Linked DNA regions of Homo sapiens: regions 1, 2 and 3 are each linked to region 4. The links are chromatin loops, found by intact Hi-C in ENCODE. Cell type or tissue: CD4-positive, alpha-beta T cell. All regions are shown on one strand. Region 1 has its middle 76 kb from the start of EPC2. Region 2 overlaps MBD5 (methyl-CpG binding domain protein 5). Region 3 holds the start of LOC101928553 (a long non-coding RNA gene). Region 4 overlaps KIF5C (kinesin family member 5C).

Region 1 (5,000 bases), 420 kb after region 4:
AGGCCCAAAGGCCTGTACCCTTTGCTTCAATTTGAGACACATCTGAGGGCCACCCCAGCTTCAGAACTGAGGCCTCGCTGTGACTGCATTGCGGTTCGAGTTCTCCTTTCATCCACCCTGCTTCCGTCACTCCCTTACAGTGTTGTTCCTGAGCGTACTCCCCAACAACCCCCCTGCACTCAAGCCTCCATCTCAGAGTCTGTTTCCCAGGAAACCCAAACTACAATAGCGCTGATTAGACATTTGAGAAGCTGACTCCACTTGCTTCTTTGTGGATACCAACCACTGCATCCCCAAGAGGCAAAAGTGACACTGAGGGTGAAGAGTGCAGTAAGGTGGCAGAGAAATTCCAGGAATCCCCCCACCCCTTGCATGTGTGGCTGATGGGTGGCTCTTTTGGACAACTGCAGCAGCAGAAGAGAAGCCAGGAGTTCTACAGACTCAGCCATTTTCCTTTTCCCTCAAGGCTTCTCTCAGAGCTGGACTCCAGAGAACCCTGCTTCTCATTGCTCTTTTGCGGCAGTTTTCAGTCTGCCTGTAATGGCATTGAGACACCTCCTGTTAACCAGTGATGGAGCTAAGGACAGCCAGGCATGAAAATAAAAGTGTTCCATCCAGCCTGCTTGTCAATGTCTCCTCAAAGAGAAGTAAGGGATATTTTCTAGGCAGGACACGGCTTTTTAAATATATTTTTTGTAGCCTACCGGAAAAGGTAGTTGTATCTGAAAGGAAGCATTACCAACCCCAAAACCATTTCTTTGCATTTCTGTTGATATAGTTAGGTTTTGTGTTCCCACCCAAAATCTCATTTTGAATTGTAATCCCCCAAATCCCTGTAATCCCCACGTGTCAAAAGAGAGACTAGGTGGAGGTAACTGACTCATGGGGGCAGTTTCCCCCATGCTGTTCTTGTGATAGTGAGTTCTCACAAGATCTGATGGTTTTATGAAGGGCTTTTCCCCACCTTCACTCAGCACTTCTTCCTGCTGCCTTGTGAAGAAGGAAGAAGGTCCTCGCTTTCCCTTCATCTTCTGCCATGATTGTAAGTTTCCTGAGGCCTCCCCAGCCATGCTGAACTGTGAGGCAATTAAACCTTTTCTTTATATAATAAATTACCCAGTCTTGGGCAGTTTTTTGGTTTTTTTTTTTTGAGATGGAGTCTCGTTCTGTCACCAGGCTGGAGTACAGTGGTGCGATCTCGGCTCACTGCAACTTCCGCCTCCTGAGTTCAAGCGGTTCTCTTGCCTAAGCCTTCTGAGTAGCTGGGACTATAGTTGTGCGCCATCACACCCAGGTAATTTTTGTATTTTTAGTAGAGACAGGGTTTCACCATGTTGGCCGGGATGGTCTTGATCTCTTGATCTCGTGATCTGCCTGCCTTGGCCTCCCAAAGTGCTGGGATTACAGGTGTGAGCCACAGATCCCCACTAGGCAGTTCTTTATAGCAGTGTCAGAATGGACTAATACATCAATGTTCACCTTTTTAAATGTGTGCTAACCAAAATCCATGAGTCAGTCACCAAAAAGACATTGAGAGCAGACCAGAAACAAAGCCAAAGAGGCAATGAATGAATCAGATGGTGTCCCCTTGTGGTCCCGGTCCCAGCACAAAGCCAGAATGTGGCTGTGTACATTCTAGCCAGATTCTCCAGTCTCAAATGTATTAAGTCTCCATGTTTGAATGTCAGAATTGGAGAAGGACCCAAAGCGTAAGAAGAATGAACAAGAAAAGGTAGATGAAGGATTGCAGCTGCTTCTTCCCCACCATCGTACCATCCTACAAAGGGAGGTGGGGAGAAAGGCCGCATCTCACAGTGGGTTCAGAGATGTGGGGTTGCATGCTGCATCCTCTGCCTCCTCCCTGCACCCAGTGCCTTCTCTGGTGCCCACTCCCTATGAAAAGGATGCGATGACAGGAGGCTGCCATTGATTCGGCATTGATTCGGGTTATGATCTCTCCTCTCCCGTCCCTCCACCCTCAGCCTGGCCTCACCTGGGCAGAACGTGGGGCATCGTGACAGCCAAGTGGGCATTGCAGGAGTGGCTACTTCAGCTGTTCCCTGGCTATGGGGCACACAGGGCCAGGACTGACCTGGAGGATGGAAGTTGCTGTGTCACCTGAGGATCTTCAGGTCACTAAAGGGACAGTTTGCCACAAGACGCATCAACGCAGTGGCCTGTTAGCCACATGGTTGATGTCCTAATGACCAGGCTCTCCTTTTCTCTTTCCTGACCATTTACCTGGGCAGAGCCATCCAGCCCACTTTCCTCCAGCAGATGCCTTCACGCCTCAAGACTGGAACTCAGTTACAGGAACAGGCACACGCAGAGCACAGCCCTACCCTGTTCCACCCTCCCCTCCACTCCCTCTGGGGGGGTCACCAGCCCCTACTCATTTTTCTCCCTGACATTATTCTATGACTCCTTTTCCAAGAGCTGGTGTGGGGGTTTTTAGAAGGCCCAGGAGCCTCCTTTGATCAAGCTAGCTCCATGGAAGCGCCACATTGCACCTATGGGCACCAGCCGAGCCAGGATGTGGTGACGCTGAGTAACCCCACGGCACGCTGTGGAGTGGTGCAGGGCGGCATGCGGCCAAGGTGATGCGCTCGCACACACCCATGCTGCTGTCTCCCACACACTCCCAGGTCTGGGCAGCACTGGCCTCACAGGAAACATTTTCTACTACAGTGCAGAGAGCTCTTATTTCATTTTCATTTATAAACTGTTTAATCAATGAGGACAGACTGTGGTCAGGCAAACATGCCTGCTCTCAGGCTTGGAAGCCTTCTGGTTTAACAGGAGGGCAATGATGACTGTGGTCTGCCGCGGGCTCAGATATTTTTCTTGAACGTTTTGCTGCACTTTTACCTCAATTGCTAGGTCCTTCCATCAGAAGCCTTGCACCATCTGCAGGCTCAGCCATCTGCTTCAGCCCTGTGGCTTCGGCCAGCTGACCTACAGAAGAGATGAAACAAGACCACTGTGGTGGTAGCATGAGCTGGTGACTATGGCTCTGCGACTAGGCTGCTTCTAGAAAAATATCTTCACCCAGACAAATTTCTGTGTACTAAGCTCTTAGGGTAGAAAGATGGCCCAAAAGGCATAGTTCTAAAGTCCTACCATGGAGTTGTGGCACATGCAATAATAAAAGCATGGACAGAAACAGCATATAGGAATAAATGCTATTGGTTTATTTTCTCTATTCTTAAATTATTTTTTTTGAAGGAGAGGTGGTCAAGAAGCCCCATGGAGCAGACACCTTTGTGGGATGTTGAGACACAGCTTACAAAACTGTTGCAGGACTCAGTGGGAATATGGCAGTGCAGGTGCCACAGTCAGACATCAAGGTCAAATTTGGCCTATGCTCCTTTCTAGCTGTGGGGCCCTGAGCAAGTGACTTAACCTCTCTGGGTCATGGTTTCCTCATCTATAAAAGTGGAGGAAACACAAGTTCCTGTCTGGCAAGCTTCTTGTGAGGATTGAATGAGTTAACACGTGTGAAGCTGTTAGCACAGTTTCTGGTATATATTAAGTGCTGACTTAGCTAGTAGACAACTTCAGAACATCTGCTTTTACCCTTCCTGTGATGGGAATCTTTTCATTTTGCCCAACAGGGATAAAAGTGGAAGAAAAAGCAAAACCCAAGAGATGGGGAATGGGGAGAAGAGAAAAGATGGGGCTGGAATTGTGAAGAGAAGGGGAGAAATGGGTGGCAAATCCCTGGGCAGATGGGAGTCTCCCAGGCACCTCCATGCCTCCATATGCCAAGTCGGAGTCTCCTTGCAGAAGAACTGAGTTACACAGTCCAAAAAGACGCATTGCCCAGGGGCTCACGGGAACCAAAATGGCAGTATCTTGATTTCTGAGAAAGGCCATAACTTTAGAGGATAAACACTCCAAAGTTTCACATGTCAGCCCAGGAAGTGAATGCAGTGTTAACAGCAGGGGGGAGACATGGATGGCACTGAAGGAAGTCAGTCATGTACATAATATCGGGTGTTATAGGTGCTATCTGTGTTGTTATGTTATATAGAATTTTTTTTTTTTTTTTTTTTTGACAGAGTCTTGCTCTGTTGCCCAAGATGGAGTACAGTGGTGCGATCTCAGCTCATTGCAATCTCTGCCTTCTGGATTCTAGTGATTTTTGTGCCTCAGCCTCCCAAATAGCTGGGATTATAGGTGCCCACCACCACATCCGGCTAATTTTTTGTATTTTTAGTAGAGACGGGGTTTCCCCATGTTGGCCAGGCTGGTCTCAAACTCCCGACCTCAGATGATCCACCTGCCTCGGCCTTCCAAAGTGTTGGGATTACAGGCGTGAGCCACCACGCCCAGCCTGATTATATTTCTTAATGTAAATATGAAGATAATTTACCCAGTACTTCATATATTCTCAGGAACGTTAGGGTAAAGGGTGGGAACACATGTCATTCGACTATATTCCTGCCACCGATAATCTGGCATGCCTTGATGTGAGTGCCGCTGAGTGATGGAGAAGAGGTTCCAAGCAGACAAGCAGGGAGGGAACAGATATAACATTCAGGGGGGAGAATGTGTCTAGCAGTCCAAATACAAGGCACAGCGTGATGAGTCCAGAACACACAGGCACCAGAGTATGACCTGAGCCTAAAGTGCAAGGAGAGGGAGATAAGGCTGGAGAGGGAGGGTTCCATCAGCACACCAGGTGTCTTGTCTGGGCACTTTAACTTGATTTTTCTGAGCTGTAAGAAATCACCAGAGGGTGTTGAGCAGGGGAATACCACTTAGAAACACAGTGTAGAATGGTTTTGAAGGGACTATGCTTAGACAGTGGGAAAAATGTTAGGGACCTACTGCAGTGGCTCAAGCAGGACAGATGAAACCTGAGCTAAAGCAGAAGGAATCCAGGAATCCAAGTATGGAAGCAAAATCAGTGGAGCCTGAAGAACTTATTGATAGGAGGAGGGACTACTCCCTGGTTTCTGGTTTGGGTAATTGGAGTGGATCATGGTGATTCAGGA
Region 2 (5,000 bases), 480 kb after region 4:
AGACTTCTAGTTTTATATGAAAAATGGAAAGATCTTGCAACATGAACACAATTTCCCAGATGTCTAAGATCTGCTGGAGCATGGAAGGAATGCCTTCTGGAGAGAGCACATGACTCCCAGGTTGCCCTGATCCTTATTACTCTCAACTACCTGATTTCCACCAGGACCAAATGTCCCGAGGCAGAGCCTAGAGAGATGATGGCCAAACTCATTTTCTCTTTTTCCTGGGCAGGCACATTCTATGTTCTATTTCCTATTCTACTTGAGTTAAGAAGGCCATATGATTAGGTCAGGTCAGTGGAAAGTCAACAGAATGAGCTTCCAGGTCTGGCTCATAAAACCTATGCTGGCAGTATTCTTAGCACGCTCTTTTCTTTTACCTTCAAGGCAAAATGCAAAGGATATAATGGAGCACTCTGAGGTCCTAAGAGAGGTGGTCACTAGATACAGAAAGAATCTGTGCCCTGGTGTGGAGCAACCCTTCCTCAACCAGCACCAGACTCAAGTGGGTAATGGCTTATACTGTGCTGAGCCTCTAGATTGGTAGCCTACCCTAACCCATGGATCTTCACTGGCATTTCTCATCCATTCCAACTGCTGTCATACCTGGCCCACTTTACTTACTGATATAATTTGCCTGGCCCTAGAAAACATTTGAGTTTATAATCCCCAATCTAGATCTTTCCTATAATTTTATCAGGAAATTTAATGTCTCAGGGCTTCAATTCACCCATCTGCGAAATGATGGTTTGGTTGGATTACAAAATCTCTAAAACCTATACTAATCCCATCATTCAATTGTCATTGGATGGTTTGTTGGGATTCAGATAACCTTGTAACATAAGGTCAAATAAAAGAAATTATTTTTCATGCTAAATAGCCTTAGACAATTCACATTTTTAACAGATTACCAAAATTATATTTTAAGTATTTACATCAGTCAATATGTGAACTGGAGCATAACGATTAAACTTCTCACACTCAATGCTATTATATGCACAGTTCAATAAAAATGGGATATGAGAGGTCTATATACTCTTGATCTTGACCCCACTGTCTTTTTGGTTCAATGGACAGAACAAAGTTTGCATTACTACATATATAAGCAACAGTAATGGCCATGGCCATTCACAGAGTCAAGTGCAGAAAGCTGTGGTTTGAACTTCAATATTTTGCTGCTCATATTTTAAACGAACGTTATGTGGCAAAACAAAATTACTTATCTCAGGAAGAAAGACATAGTTAATGTGGTAGGTTTCTTTTTCTTAAATGACTTTGAATCTTTTCTAATATTTGTCTTTTTTTTCTAGGCTAGTAATTTAGTATTGCTATGTGAGTTGTTTGACAATACTCAAGAGACTTTACCAAAAAGTGTAACACAATTTATTTTCAAAGAAACGTAGTATAATGGAAAAATAAATTAACTTACAGTCCCAGACATTTTGTCCAGTTCACTCATGGCCTCATGAATAGCAGCTTCTAAATGGTTATTTAGCTTTCCACTTCTGGAATTAATGAAAACAACACACCAGATTAAAAAATTAAAGAAACAAAACTCAATTTAATTTCCTAATCAGAAAACAAAAGTACCAATTCCACGAGAGAAAGCCAATTTATACTCGCGTTTGGAAAATTCAGATGACAAAACATCACTCTGGGATTCTTATCACTGAATACTAATGATTAAAGTCACAGAACTACTAAAAAAAGTTGAACAGATTGTGGGGCGGGGAGATGGACTTTTTCCTCTTCCACATGCTTCTTCCACAATCTGGTGATTTGGGAAGAAAGTTGGGCCACGGGTTCCCTCTCCCAGAGACGCCCCTCATGCTCCCTGGCTCCAGCCGGCCCTGTGTTGCTTCTTGTTTCTTTCTCAGTCAGCCTGACTGTGTGATCAGAGGAAGGGCGGAGGGGCTGAACTGCAGGCTCTGGCCACTAGGGAGCTCCCTCTGTCCTCTCTGGAGCGTCCTGGCTCTGGAGTTGAGCAAGTGAAGGCTGAAATGCCGGTGCGTGTTCCGGGGTGGGAAACAGCTTAACTCTGACGCACCTGAGGCTCCGGAGCCTGCCCCCCAGGGCCAAAAGCCAAAATGAGGTAACTATTTGAACAGATAAAGAATGACGGCCTCAGGGTGCCTATCACTTCTCTGACCTTTTCTCTCCACTTAGCATTCCATTACACATGTTTGGCCCGAATAACACACACGGTGCATCTGCCATTTTTGAAGCTTAGATCTATGAAGCTGTTGAACTAAAATCAGGTAAATCCATGCTACCCACCTCTGTGGTTATGTACACTTTGCCCATCCTGACTGTTAACTTGTTTTTCCTCCTTTATGCAATAAATAATTACTCATTTTTTCCAAGTGCTAAGGTGATTCTTTTCATTTACCCTGTCATGACAATTACTAGAAAAGCTGCTGGAGGTAACGTTTTCATAACAGGTGGTTAGCATGGGTTTCCATGAGTTAAGTCCTATCTTAGCATCTACCATGGAGACTGGAAATTTGCAGTCGTGGGAGAGTTTGGCTTACTGTTGTATTTAGTTTGGTTAGCATAGTGTTTTGAAACATTTTTGAACTTTAGTTCAGTTTACCATAGCTTTCCCTAGGTTTTTTCCTCACACACCAGGACTGGACAATGCATACATTGAGTTTCTGTCTACACTTTGAGAACTCCGAGTTTTCCACCCCTGAGTTCTATAGTGCTAGACATACCATAGATGCTCTATGTATTTGCTAAATAAAAATATTTGTCAAAGGTGGCCCAGATGGTCCTATGTTTCAAAAAATATATACGTACTTAGGTCAGTTTAACTGAAGGGAAAAATTAGTGTATTGGTTTTAACCAAATTATAAGGGGAATATGGCATCAACCCCTACCTTTTGCTGCCCTGTAAGCTAGTCTTTAGCTTTTATATTTTTGTCATTTATTTTTAGAAATTTTAAAATGCAGAGGAGTACATAGGATAAAATAAACCTAATATATTCCCCCGCTGGAAGGAAATGTTAATAAATTCCTTTAAGTCTTTTATATTAAAAAAATAAAGCTGGAGTTCCCTGTTACCTATCCTGGTCCCATTTTCCCTCACCTTCCCCCCTCAACTTTTAGTCTGCTTTTATACTTTAATCTAGTATTGTTTTATGTGTGTTTTTTTTTAAACACACACACAAAAGGTGTCATGATATACATACTTCTCTTTTTTCTCCTTATAACTGTTTTAAATACCATCTAGTTTGTATAATCTATTCATTCCTTCTAACTGGTATATAAGAAGTTTTTTTATTATGTATGTACTGTCTTCCTTTTACCTACCCATTCCAGTTTCAAGGGGCCCTGGTCATCTCATGGAGTCAGTCTCAGTTGTTTTCCTAATGAGGTGTCTGCCAAGCAAGCTCCTGGGAGCACTCTGCAAGGCCACCTAGGGTTTGCTGAGGCTGGGCTGGGGCCCCTTTTGCAGGCTGCTTGGCAAGGGTTCTGACAGTATTATCATTGCCACGTTGCCTGACAATATCGCACTGTGTGTAATGTGTTAAATAAATTTATCCTCACTATTTCTTTTGTATGAACATAAGTTTGACGTATTAACAAGTTTTATAAGACATTTATTTATTATAAATTTTGATTAAAATATCTTAGGAGTTTAAAATTGACTATATAAAGTTCCAAATATTTAAAATGAAGTTACAATGTTTTAATGAAAAACCTCCAGAGAACCTTGGTTCTCTCACATTTAATCTTAGTAAAAGAAATACCTGTTATTTATTAAAAAATGTCTATGTGCCAAGAATTTTTTTTTTTTTTTTTTGAGACGGAGTCTTGCTCTGTCGCCCAGGCTGGAGTGCAGTGGCGCAGTCTCGGCTCACTGCAAGCTCCGCCTCCCGGGTTCACGCCATTCTCCTGTCTCAGCCCCCTCGAGTAGCTGGGACTACAGGCACCCGCCACCGCGCCCGGCTAATTTTTTGTATTTTTAGTAGAGACGGGGTTTCACCGTGTTAGCCAGGATGGTCTCGATCTCCTGACCTCGTGATCTGCCCGCCTCGGCCTCCCAAAGTGCTGGGATTACAGGCGTGAGCCACCGCGCCCGGCCCAAGTATTGTATTAAAACTCTATATACATTATCTCATTTAATCCTTACAATAATTTGATGGAATAGGTATTATGACAACTGTTTGTATGTGATACTTCATGACTTTTTAAGAATTGGTGAAATTAATTCTAATTTTGTAATGAAGAAAATGGATATTTGACTATAGTTTTCAAAAGTGATAGTCATGGGTAAAAGATTTTTACCTAACCATGAAAAATTGCAATAACAATTACCATTCAAGCACAAAAACGATTCAGCATTACTTGTTGGAAAAAACAATTTCATGAGTTTTGTCATCTCATTCTTCAAGATATTTAAAATATTTGTAAACACCTTGCATTAATTCAAGCTAAATTAGTATAATGTTTCACCTTTAACACAACTTAGTAGTTAATAGAGGGAGAAATGACTACTTTTGGAAGAGAAAATAAATACATAGATGTGGGGCATGAAATTATTTGTATATATCATGAGATTTGAGAGGTAAAGAGAGACTCTCCCAGATGTCATATCTGCAGACCAGCTACTGGTCAGGTCAGGGAAGAATGAACTTAAAAGAGGAAGAAAAAGCTCTATGAATTCAAGAAATGAACAATTAGTCAAAATTCAGTCTTTCAGTCCAGAGGGCCTCCCTGTGGAGTTTCTTCTACTATTTTCTATTCCCTGCTGACATTTAATAATAAACATTTTTACTAATGGACACTCTAAAACCTACTTGATTAAGTAATAGATGTTCATATAATCACATTTCTAATTATTAATGGAGATAATTGCCACTTCTCAACTTCATTGCCTACACTGTCACACATTATCTTTATCTTCACTAATTTTTTAAAAAGCCAGGTACACCTCTATGAGTAGTACAAGAAATAGAAGGGAAATGAGAAATTGCAAGTTGTTCTACACTGTCAGT
Region 3 (5,000 bases), 63 kb after region 4:
TTTTTGCTGCTATTTTAAAACTTCTCAAAGACATAATTAATTGGCCAAACATAACCGTCTCTATTTCCCAGTAAAGAAAGCCACATGCACCTCAAGTTTTGCTGGAAACGTCAGTTCCATTCAGTCATCTCAGAGATTCGCATTAGAGCACATTGTAATCTTACCTCCATGGTGTGGGTTTTTCCTGATGAAGTCTGCCCATACGCAAAAATCGTCCCGTTATAACCTTCAAGGACATCTGTGAACAAGAAAAAGAAATTAAAATTAACTCATTACTTTGATCATATGCTGGTGTAGGTTGCATATTTTAAAATTACATTTTCCAAATGGCCCATCTCATTTTTCATACAAATGATATATTTCAACTCCATGTGAATTTTAAGTAGAAAATTCTGTTGTTCTACAAATGGAAAGAAATGGACTCACATTTCACAGAATACATTAATGAAGAAGGAGGCAGACACACTTTCTCCCAATGACATCAAAAGGAAGATAGAGACATCGAGCAGAAAACTTTTTTTTAGTAGAAGGATATTTGAGTTTTCTTCTATAAGTTGATCTCTTGAGATCAGTTGGGGGAAAAAGAAAACATTATTCTTATGCCCTGTTTCTGGAGTGAGATGAAGAACAGAATTTCTTTCCTGAAGATTTAATCTGGGTCAGTTTAAACGCTGGCCCAGGCTAGCTCCTTGGGGAGGTTTCTCCTGAAAGCCCCACAAGAGCTCCTTGAGTCCAGAGGTGGGGGAGGAAAAGGGCCCCACTCTATAAACAGAGCCTCAGGATGACAATCCAATCAGCCCAGAAACTAGCCGGGCCCTCACTTAAATTTAATGTCTCTGTGTTTGCACTGATAGTGCTAACAAGCCAGCCCAGGCCCATCAGCATCAGGAAATTTCTTTTAATTACACAATGAGAGCACTGTGCAAACCCCTCCACACTGCAGGTCGGTGCCACATCACACAGGGACAAGGGGAGGCTCGAGGGTGGAGGCTGCTTTTTGCTGAAGAGCTGAAGATTATCTGTGGGAATTCTTTCAAAGCAGCAGAGGTGATTAAAATATATTTAGCACTCATTTCTCTCCTGCTTTCCTCCTTCATCCTCACAAATATCACTGGAAGAGGAACAATGCATCATTAATATCCTTGATCCTCCATTCCGAATAAGGGGAGGAAGTCTTCATTTGCACAAGCTGTAGAGGCAGGGAGAAGGACCCCACACTGAGGTGTCCTATTCAGGGTCATGTAAAAAACCAAGCCAGGCAATCAGCTCCATCTACTTCAGGCTCTAAATAGAGTTTTTCTTTTGGGAGCATGGTAGAGGGGGTTCTCTGAATTTTATGATGCTGGTTTGTTTTTGTTTTGCTTTGATAGGTTTGCTTTTTTGAATTTTTTTTCTATATCAATTCTGATTTGTTATGTTTTTTAAAAAAATTTTAATAAACATTTGACTGATCTGAGGTTGTTGAAGTGTGAACTGGGATAAGAACAAAAAAGCAATATGTTATTTTAGGAAGGTAAGAAAAGAAAAATTAAGTGGCAGGATTTTTTTTTAATTCTAGCAGCCCTCAAGAGTTTGTATCAAGCTATATTGGGGGTTGGTGGGAGAGGAGGGACAGGGAGAGAGAGGAGGGGGAGCAAGAGGAGGGAGAGAGAATGTTCATACATATCAGATTTCGGCTAATGGCTCCCCTGCTAACAGTGGGAAGCAAAAACTTGAAGTAGTCAGTGTAAGGTTTGGAGGTTCAAGCTTCAGTTTTCACAAAAATGCCAACTTACTCCAAGAAAAGATTCCTTAGGCCAGAGCAGACAGAGCACCTCTACACTAACATGAATATGATATGCTTTGAGGGACCCAAAGGAAAAAGGTCCCACCCTTAGGTCAAACTTTAAAAATGCCATATTCATAACACAAAAAACTCCAGCCTATTGGAATGCTGGCTACATCACAATATCACAGTTTCCATTTATTCGAAATTACCATTTATTAGAAATTAACCATCCCCCCTATACACACACACACACACACACACACACCCTGAAAGGGCTTTCCTTGTCTTAAGCCTCTGTGTATGAAACACTCTGGAACCCACCGGCCTAGGTGTTAGAACAGCACCGAAGTTGCCAGGGCCAGGGGTCCAGCCATCCTGACCTCTGCTAGCCACCCTGCAAGGGCCGATGTTCCCACGCAGGAGGCCCCAGGGAGGTGGTACTGAGCAACCGGCCACACCCAAGGAAACAGCTCAGAGCTCAACTTCCTCCTGAATTAGGCCACACCCGAGGCCTCCCGGGTCTCATCCACGCCTCTGGGTCCATCACTAAACAGAAGGCACAATCCCACTAACTCTTACTCCATCGCTGCTCATGAAACTCCTGCCAGTAAGGACTGGGTCAAGCACCTGAAAACCAGAGCTCGTCCGTGGCTTCACTTGTTTTGGACTAAGGAGCTGAGGAGCGTGCAAGACTGTACTTGGAGAATCTGTTTCTTGCTGCCATTTCGTCACTGAACACTATTTTTTTTCTCCTTCTTTTTTTGTAAGAAAAGGAGAACACATAAAACCCCACCAGAACAAACTCCACTCGGCCCTGAAAGTATTTACAATCACGGCCCTGAAAGTACTGAAAGTATTTACAATCACGTTACAGTTCATTCACTGCTGCAGAACCTCTCTCCAGCGATCAAGGTCGAAGGGAGCCGACGTCGCCCTCTATCGGCTCCCTGCTGCACTAGAAGGTAATTTAAACGAAAAGGCCCTTTGAAGCCAGTGTTCTCTATTTTCTTCGAAACTCCAGGTTTTGGGGGCTTCTTTTCTGTTTGTTGTTTGTTTGCTCAGTCTATGTTTTGATTTGCTGGTGAGGGAAGGCAGAGAGAGGAAGTGGAGCAGGAGCCCAGCGCGTTTCTATGGCCACCGCGACCACAGGCAGAGGGGGAGCCGTAGCAGGAAAGGCCAGGCCGCGCTCCGCACTGCGGGGGCCACGCCAACCTCCATCCGACTCCCACAGAAGCGCCCACAAAAGGCACTTTCATCACGTCCAGTGCCCGCTCCTGGGCCCACGGAATGCATTTGTTTTAGAGTCTCTGCAGAAACAATGTTTCCACATGCCAGCCACGCTCCGCAGACAGAAAGTTTCTTTGTGTTAGTGCCTGGTGTGATGTGACCTCCACTGGTACAGCATAGCCCGCCGCACCCCGGGGCCACAGCACTCTTCCATCCCGCAGCCGCATGAACCCCAGAAGGAGCTTCCACTGCAGGTGCCCAGAGCCTTCTCATCTCCCAGGGGAGGAGGAAGGATAGCAGTAGATACTTAAAATGCTCCTTGCCTCCCATTTGCTCAGTTCTGAATCCAGGTCTTGCTAAAGCAAAAGAGTTAGTGCCATCTTCAGATTAGAATTGGGGGAGGATGTGATCATACCTACCCATCAGTAGTCCTACGGAGGCATGGGGCTTCCTACCGACTCTCCAGGGGAAATGGGGGCCTGTAGGGTTTCTGGTGATGGTGGCTGACAGGCCATCCTCACCAGTCACCAAACCACTCAGGTAGGCCATAATCAGAGGATGATGAGGCGGTCCTGCTGACTACCTGAGGCCAGCCCGCATGCCGGCTGGCCAGCCTAAAGGGCAGTCCCTGTGCCCAGGCAAGGGCATGCTGCATCTTCAGAATGGAAACGCACCTCATCACTGGCAGGCCACCAGGGCCATCACAAGGTGTAGGAGCCACCATCCCTGTCCCCTCTTCTCTACCCTCCTCCCACACCATTCCTAGCCCTGTCTTTTGCAATGCTTAGATAATAGTCCATATGGCCTGACAGAACAGGGACCACTCATAAAATAATTGTCATCAAATGCTAGCTGTGTGCCCACCAGGAAAGGGGGGCAGGGGAGTACAGAAGAATATCAGTCAGTCAGTCTGACAAGCCCAGGCTTGAGTCCCAGTCCATGGCCCCCGAACCAACCTGGCCAAGTTACTTCACTTCTCTGAGCCTCAAATTCCTCTTCTGTACAATGAGGAAAATAATGCTCACCCTTCAGAAAGTTGTTATGATTTAAAATGCAACAACATATGTCAAGTATATAGACAGTGCCTGATAAGTCACAGCTAAAAATATTTTTTTTCTTCAGAGTCATATATAAGATAATAACAAAACAGATCTGATAATGTCATCCTAAGCTTAACACTCTTCATTGGGTCCACATTGTCTGCAGGATAAAGTCCATCCATTGCCATCAAATTGCTCCAGCCTAAATGTCCCAGCCTCATCTCCCATAATGCCACTCTGCACCCTGTGCCGCTCCAAGTTGTCCAAGCAGAATTTGTGTGTTTATGCTTTTACTTTTGAAATCCCCTCTGCTTGTACAACCCTCCTATATTCTATAGTCCTCAGGACCCAACCTTTCAGAGAAACCTTCTTTAATTCTCCACTCCCTCTCCCAATCAAAATCAATACAAGTGACATTCTTCTGTGTTCCCGTGGCATTTTGCATACACCCTTTCTAAAGTACATAATGCCTATGTGTGTGATGATTATGTACACATCTGTCTCTTTCCCTGTACTCAAAGCTCCTTGCAGACAGTCTTACATAGCATGGCGACTCCAGTCCCAGCACTGCTTACCCCACGGTAAGTACTTATTACTACTTACAGAAATGAATGATTAAAAGAAACAACTGAATGAATGAATTTTAAAGGAATCAGAACTGGAAAACAAGAAATTTCCCCTTCTCTAGCATCTGGATCATCTGTATCTAGTTAATTTGGAAGGCAAATGATTGGTGTGGCTTCTGTAGGCTGGGACATAGTTACAGTACTTCAATAATAGCATCCAGTTACCATGGTGTTTAATTCCTAGGCGTCCAAAGGAGCCTTCCCATTTACTGTGCTGGTAGTCAGAAACCCTACAACCTCTTTGAGAAGAAATGGAGGAGAATTCTACATGCTTTTTCAAGCAAAATTTTGAAAAACAAACACCAGACAAAGATGGGAGCATGAGAGATGCCAGGACTC
Region 4 (5,000 bases):
GAGTACCCTTGCCTTGGCCCCGAAATGTTAGAGGCAGGCTGGCCAAAACACATGCTTTTGGTATCATAGATGACCTAGAAATCACAGATGAGGTACACTGTTGCCTAATGCATATCATTTTTATTTTAATTTTTTATAAATAACAACTATATAATCATAAAAAAATAAAGTTCTAAAGCAAATCCAGAAAAAGTGGTGTAAACCATAAACCAATCTATGGACTATTTCCCCCTGATATTCCTGGTCTTAGCTGCAGGAATGCAAAGCACAATATAAATCCAACTCAGCATTTTCATTTTCACTTAACTTTATACCATTAGACTTTCCCAATGGCTAGGTTTTTACATTTTTTATAAGAGCTGCATAATATTATTCCATGTAACTTTATCTTATTAGTCTATCAATGGATATTTGGGCAATTTATTTTATTATAATGCAAAATAACACTGTCTTCAATACCTTGCATAAAAGCTTTTAATATTTTTAATCAGGAAATGAGAATACCATATGAAATAAATTTTTTTCATTTTCATTAACAATGAAAAATACTGTCAGTGAAATTACTGGACTAAATTATACTTACATTTTTATGGTTTCTGATTTCCACGGTGCTTCCCAAAAGGACTGACCAAATTATACTTTTATCAACAATGTATGAATATATCAATTTTACTATCACATATTAGCACTGAATAATCTTTTCAATACATTTCTGCTTATTATGCTGGTTATAAAATGGAACCTTGTGGATCCATTTTAGACAGAGAGGTTGGAGATGTTTCTATGATTACACATTATTATGGTTAAAAGCATACCAGAATAAAGTGTGCTTTTGTCCGCCTCAGTATTATTTGACACACCAATCCATGTTGGTATCTGTTTCCTGTTTACTCCAAATGACAGCCTATTTTAATGCCTGGCATAAAGCAGCAAGTAGTATACAACTAGACCCCTCCTGGAAACGTCAGACCCAAATACCAAGCTCAGATATCAGTGGTAGCCCAGAAACTGGGTTGCTGTTTTCTGAAGCTACCTTATTAAACTGAAAATGCCACTCCAATAGGAAGAAGAGCAGCCTTACTCAATAGGCAAGTGAAATGTACCCTCGGGCTTGAAAAGCCCTTGAAGACATGGGTTTTGGGTTCACACACATTTTTTTGAGTCCTAGCTCTGTCATTCACGGGCTGTAGGTGTTTGGACAGACATTTAGTCTAAATCTCAGCTGCCTATCTGAGGAATAATAATAAAACCTGCCTACCAGGATTTTTTTCAGATTAAGTGAGAAAATGCATGTGAAGTACTTAGCACAGTGTATGGTACATAGTAAACACTCAATAAAATGCCACCTGCTACTACTACTATTAGTAGTAGTTTCTGTTTTTCCATATTAAAGTGGACCTATGGTAGAGATTAAAAGATGAGGGAATATTGCCTTACTTACAGGAGTTTTAGAGATTCCACCCAATCTTTTACATTCATTAGCTAGCTAGCCATCCATCTATGGATGGGTAGATAGATATATCCTCGAAAAAGGGAACGGACTCAACAGAATTCATCTATTTCACACAACAAAATGTAGCCCTAGGAATAGACCTGGGCTGCCATCACCTGGGGAGGCCAAGCTTACACAAAGCAGTCCCTCAACTAAGCCTAAGGTGCACCATCAGCACCAGCAAGGGCATGGAGGGAGCAGATCTCAAGACAACAAGAGTGCAATGATGGGGAAGGGAAGGGCCCACCTGGGAGATGAGCAGCTGGCAGGCTGCCAGCTCCCGCTCGCTGGCATTCATCTTCCTGTTGGAGTCCATCTGGGCGCTCTCGAGCTGTTTGCTGCGGTTCACCAGGGACTTGACCTCTGACTTCATCTTGCTGATGTACAGGCGGGCCATGGTAAACTCCTCCTCAATGACTCCATTCACATCTGCCAACTGAGCAAAGAAGGGGACACACTCAAATGTTGCCCACAATTTCCATAGGTTCACGGACTCCCTGGAAACCTGCCCCTGGATCCCCAAGGTGTCCATGGATTTCTGGTTCAGAATCCTAATTAAAGGACAAGCGGAAAGTACTAAACATTCAACCCCAAGTTCTCCTACACCTCAGGTGAAACTTTCAGTTGAAACCCCCTACTAAATATAATCCTCAATTAACTAGGTTTTTCATTACCATCAATTTTTAGAAAGAGAAATGACAGCATAAGAAGAAACACTGAAGATTTTTAAAAGGAGATAACTTCAAAAAGGTATTCCATTCAATGTCTTACACCTTACATCTCTGTAACAGCAGCGACACCCAATGCTCCGAAAGGTGATGCTGAATTCCTATAAAAACTCAAATCAAAACTTCATTAATGTTCTCTATAGTGTGCTTATTCAGGTAGACAAGTAGTGTAATGCCTTGAATATGTTTCTATAAACAAGGATTGAAATAAAAAGGTGTTTCTATGTAGTCCTCAATTAAACAGAAAATCGAATAAATAAGAATGTACTATGAATTACCAAAGGGCTTCTTGATGAAGGTTTCTCAGCATAACTTTTCATTACTACTACCAGTCTATTTTCCTTTGCCTTTTCACACCTGTTCCTTCCAAACAGACAGTAATCTAGCTCATTATTTAAGATCATCTGAGAACAACAGTCTAAATCCACCTTAGAAAAGAAGATTCTGACAGCCAGCATTCCCGCATGATCTATATTTAGTTTCTAAGTTTCAAAGCTCTACTTGAAACAAAAGTTGAAGCAAGCTACTTGGGATAGAAACCCATCCGCTGAAATGCAAACATGGTCTTTAAGAGCAATTGACCAAATGAGCAAGTAACTGTGTGCATATTTTGTTTAGCCACCAGAGTGCAGCCTAGCACCTTAAGAGAAAACAAAGAGCCCTGTCCAGAATCCAGCGCAGAAACACAGGCTTCCACTGGTTGAAAGACAATGACTCCAACCGTGGTTTTTTGATGTTCCACAGTACACTCTGAGTGCCCACCTATGTCGTTATTGATGTCATTCACTCATCATATCACTATCTGTTCAGTAAACATTTGAGGGCTAAAAAAATGGAACCAGGTATCAGCCCTGAAATTTGGTAGCAAATATGAAGTACACTAGAAACTGCTGAGTGCCTGTAGTTTGGCATCAACCTTACCATAAGAATTCAACAACAATATAAATAGCCAACACACATATAGAAAAGGCTCAACATCATTAATTATCAGTGAAATGCAAATCAAAACCACAATGTGAAACCACCTTGCTTCTGCAAGAATGGCCATAATAAAAAAAATAAAAAAAAATAGATGTTGGCATGGAAGTGATGAACAGGGAATGCTTTTACACTGCTGGTGGGAACGTAAACTAGTACAACCACTATGGAAAACAGTGTGGAGATTCTTTAAAGAACTAAAAGTAGATATGCCACTCAATCCAGCAATCCCACTACTGGGTATCTACCCAAAGAAAAGATGTCATTACATGAAAAAGACGTGCATGTTTACGGCAGCACAATTTGCAATTGCAAAAATATGGAACCAGCCCAAATGCCCATCAGTCAATGAGTAGATAAAGAAAATGTGGTGTGTGTGTGTGTGTGTGTGTGTGTGTGTGTAAAATCATGGAATACTACCCAGCCATAAAAAGGAATGGAATAGTGGCATTCGGAGCAACCTGGGTGGAATTGGAGACTATTATTCTAAGTGAAGTATTAATAACTCAAGAATGGAAAACCAAACATCGTATATTCTCACTCATAAGTGGGAGCTAGCTATGAGGACACAAAGGCATACGAATGATACAATGGACTTTGGGGACTTGGAAGAAAGGGTGGGAAGTGGGGTGAGGGATAAAAGAGCACACACTGGGTACAGTGTACACTGCTTAGGTGATGGGTGCACCAAAATCTCAGAAATCACCACTAAAGAACTTATCCATGTAACCAAACACCACCTGTCCTCCAAAAACCTACTGAAATAAAAATTAAAAATTAAAAAAGTTCAACAATAGTACATGTCAAGTGACTCCAGTGTCAACAATACTGCAGAATGTATGTCAACAGCAAGAAAATTGACAAGTATCTATTTCTGACTCTACCTTCATGGAGGTCCTTGTTAAACCCATTTTACTTCCGACTGCCAAAGATCTGCCTACCAAAACCACTCCTCACTATATTCCTTTTCTATTCTAATGGCATGGAGACACTGGGTGAGAAAAGCATGCAATCTTTAAGTTGAGTGTGTTCTGCCACTGTCTTTAGTCCAGTGTAGGAGAAGGATGAGAAACACCTTCCTGAGCCTGACCAGGTGTATCTTACATCTTGTCCAGCCTCTGCAGAAAGACAAAGTAAAACCCATCTCTTCCACATGGAATTCACAGCCTACACCAGCTCCTGGTAGGAAAACGCTGCTGAGCCAGAAGCTCTGGCACCCTGGGAAGAGAATGAATTCCTCTTCTTTTCCAGGTCTGTCAAAGTAGGACACTTTGTCTTTTATGCCTAGATCCCATGTAAATTGAGGAAGAGTAAAAATATAGATATGTATAAAGATGGGCTTCCTCCAAAATAAGAGCTAGACATTTCTTCTCCCAAACCAGAGCTATAACTTCTGAAGCCAGTTCCTGTCCTTGGAGATCTAAAAGGAGATTTTGAGTTTGTGCCTGATGGATAAAAACAATACCCCTAACAAAGGGGTTTTAACTGTGAGGTTTCTTACCACTACAAAGTTCATATATTTAGTGGTTTCATGTTCAAAAGTTTCCAGTAATTTCAGGACACTGTTATTTAAAAAAAAAAAAAATCAGTTTGCTGCTGAAATTTTATTTATAACTGTCCCAGAGTCTGATAATGCCCCCAGTAGTACATACTAGACCATGGGATCCAGTATCAATGACCAACCCAGGAGAAAAGACCACACCGTCATGAAATCTATGGAAGATGTGGCCTGCTGCTTCTACCTGCCTATACAGGGAGTCATCCCTACCTCTCCACCTCCCTACCCCCATCTCTCAAGCATG

Evidence for each region. A loop is a pair of places that touch in the nucleus more often than their neighbours do. Peaks named below come from ENCODE experiments on the same cell type or tissue, not always from the same donor. Only the 100,000 strongest peaks of a DNase experiment are listed, where the experiment ranks them.
Region 1: it touches region 4 in a loop (2.8-fold over the local background); 49 of 110 quality-filtered maps call a loop at or near these places.
Region 2: it touches region 4 in a loop (19-fold over the local background); 25 of 110 quality-filtered maps call a loop at or near these places.
Region 3: it touches region 4 in a loop (5-fold over the local background); 23 of 110 quality-filtered maps call a loop at or near these places.

What each region holds. Positions count from the first base shown.
Region 1 is chr2:148,566,364-148,571,363 of GRCh38, reverse strand. No RefSeq gene overlaps it. Among named protein-coding and RNA genes, the nearest start is that of EPC2, 76 kb to the left of the region's middle. In CD4-positive, alpha-beta T cell, no CTCF peak of the experiment used is centred here; a DNase peak (open chromatin) is centred at 2,583.
Region 2 is chr2:148,506,565-148,511,564 of GRCh38, reverse strand. It overlaps MBD5 (methyl-CpG binding domain protein 5), which reads right to left. Exons shown (of 14, transcript NM_001378120.1): 13 at 1,430-1,505. Among named protein-coding and RNA genes, the nearest start is that of EPC2, 140 kb to the left of the region's middle. In CD4-positive, alpha-beta T cell, a CTCF peak has its summit at 1,916 (motif pointing right); a DNase peak (open chromatin) is centred at 1,964; H3K4me3 peaks cover 647 bases; H3K27ac peaks cover 361 bases.
Region 3 is chr2:148,924,519-148,929,518 of GRCh38, reverse strand. It overlaps KIF5C (kinesin family member 5C), which reads right to left. Exons shown (of 26, transcript NM_004522.3): 3 at 165-238. It overlaps LOC101928553 (a long non-coding RNA gene), which reads left to right and starts at 2,270. Exons shown (of 2, transcript NR_187659.1): 1 at 2,270-2,730. RefSeq lists an enhancer at 2,896-3,520. In CD4-positive, alpha-beta T cell, a CTCF peak has its summit at 2,731 (motif pointing left); DNase peaks (open chromatin) are centred at 2,238 and 2,698; H3K4me3 peaks cover 1,302 bases; H3K27ac peaks cover 938 bases.
Region 4 is chr2:148,987,938-148,992,937 of GRCh38, reverse strand. KIF5C (kinesin family member 5C) reads right to left here. Exons shown (of 26, transcript NM_004522.3): 16 at 1,740-1,928. Among named protein-coding and RNA genes, the nearest start is that of LYPD6B, 48 kb to the left of the region's middle. In CD4-positive, alpha-beta T cell, a CTCF peak has its summit at 2,839 (motif pointing right); a DNase peak (open chromatin) is centred at 2,857.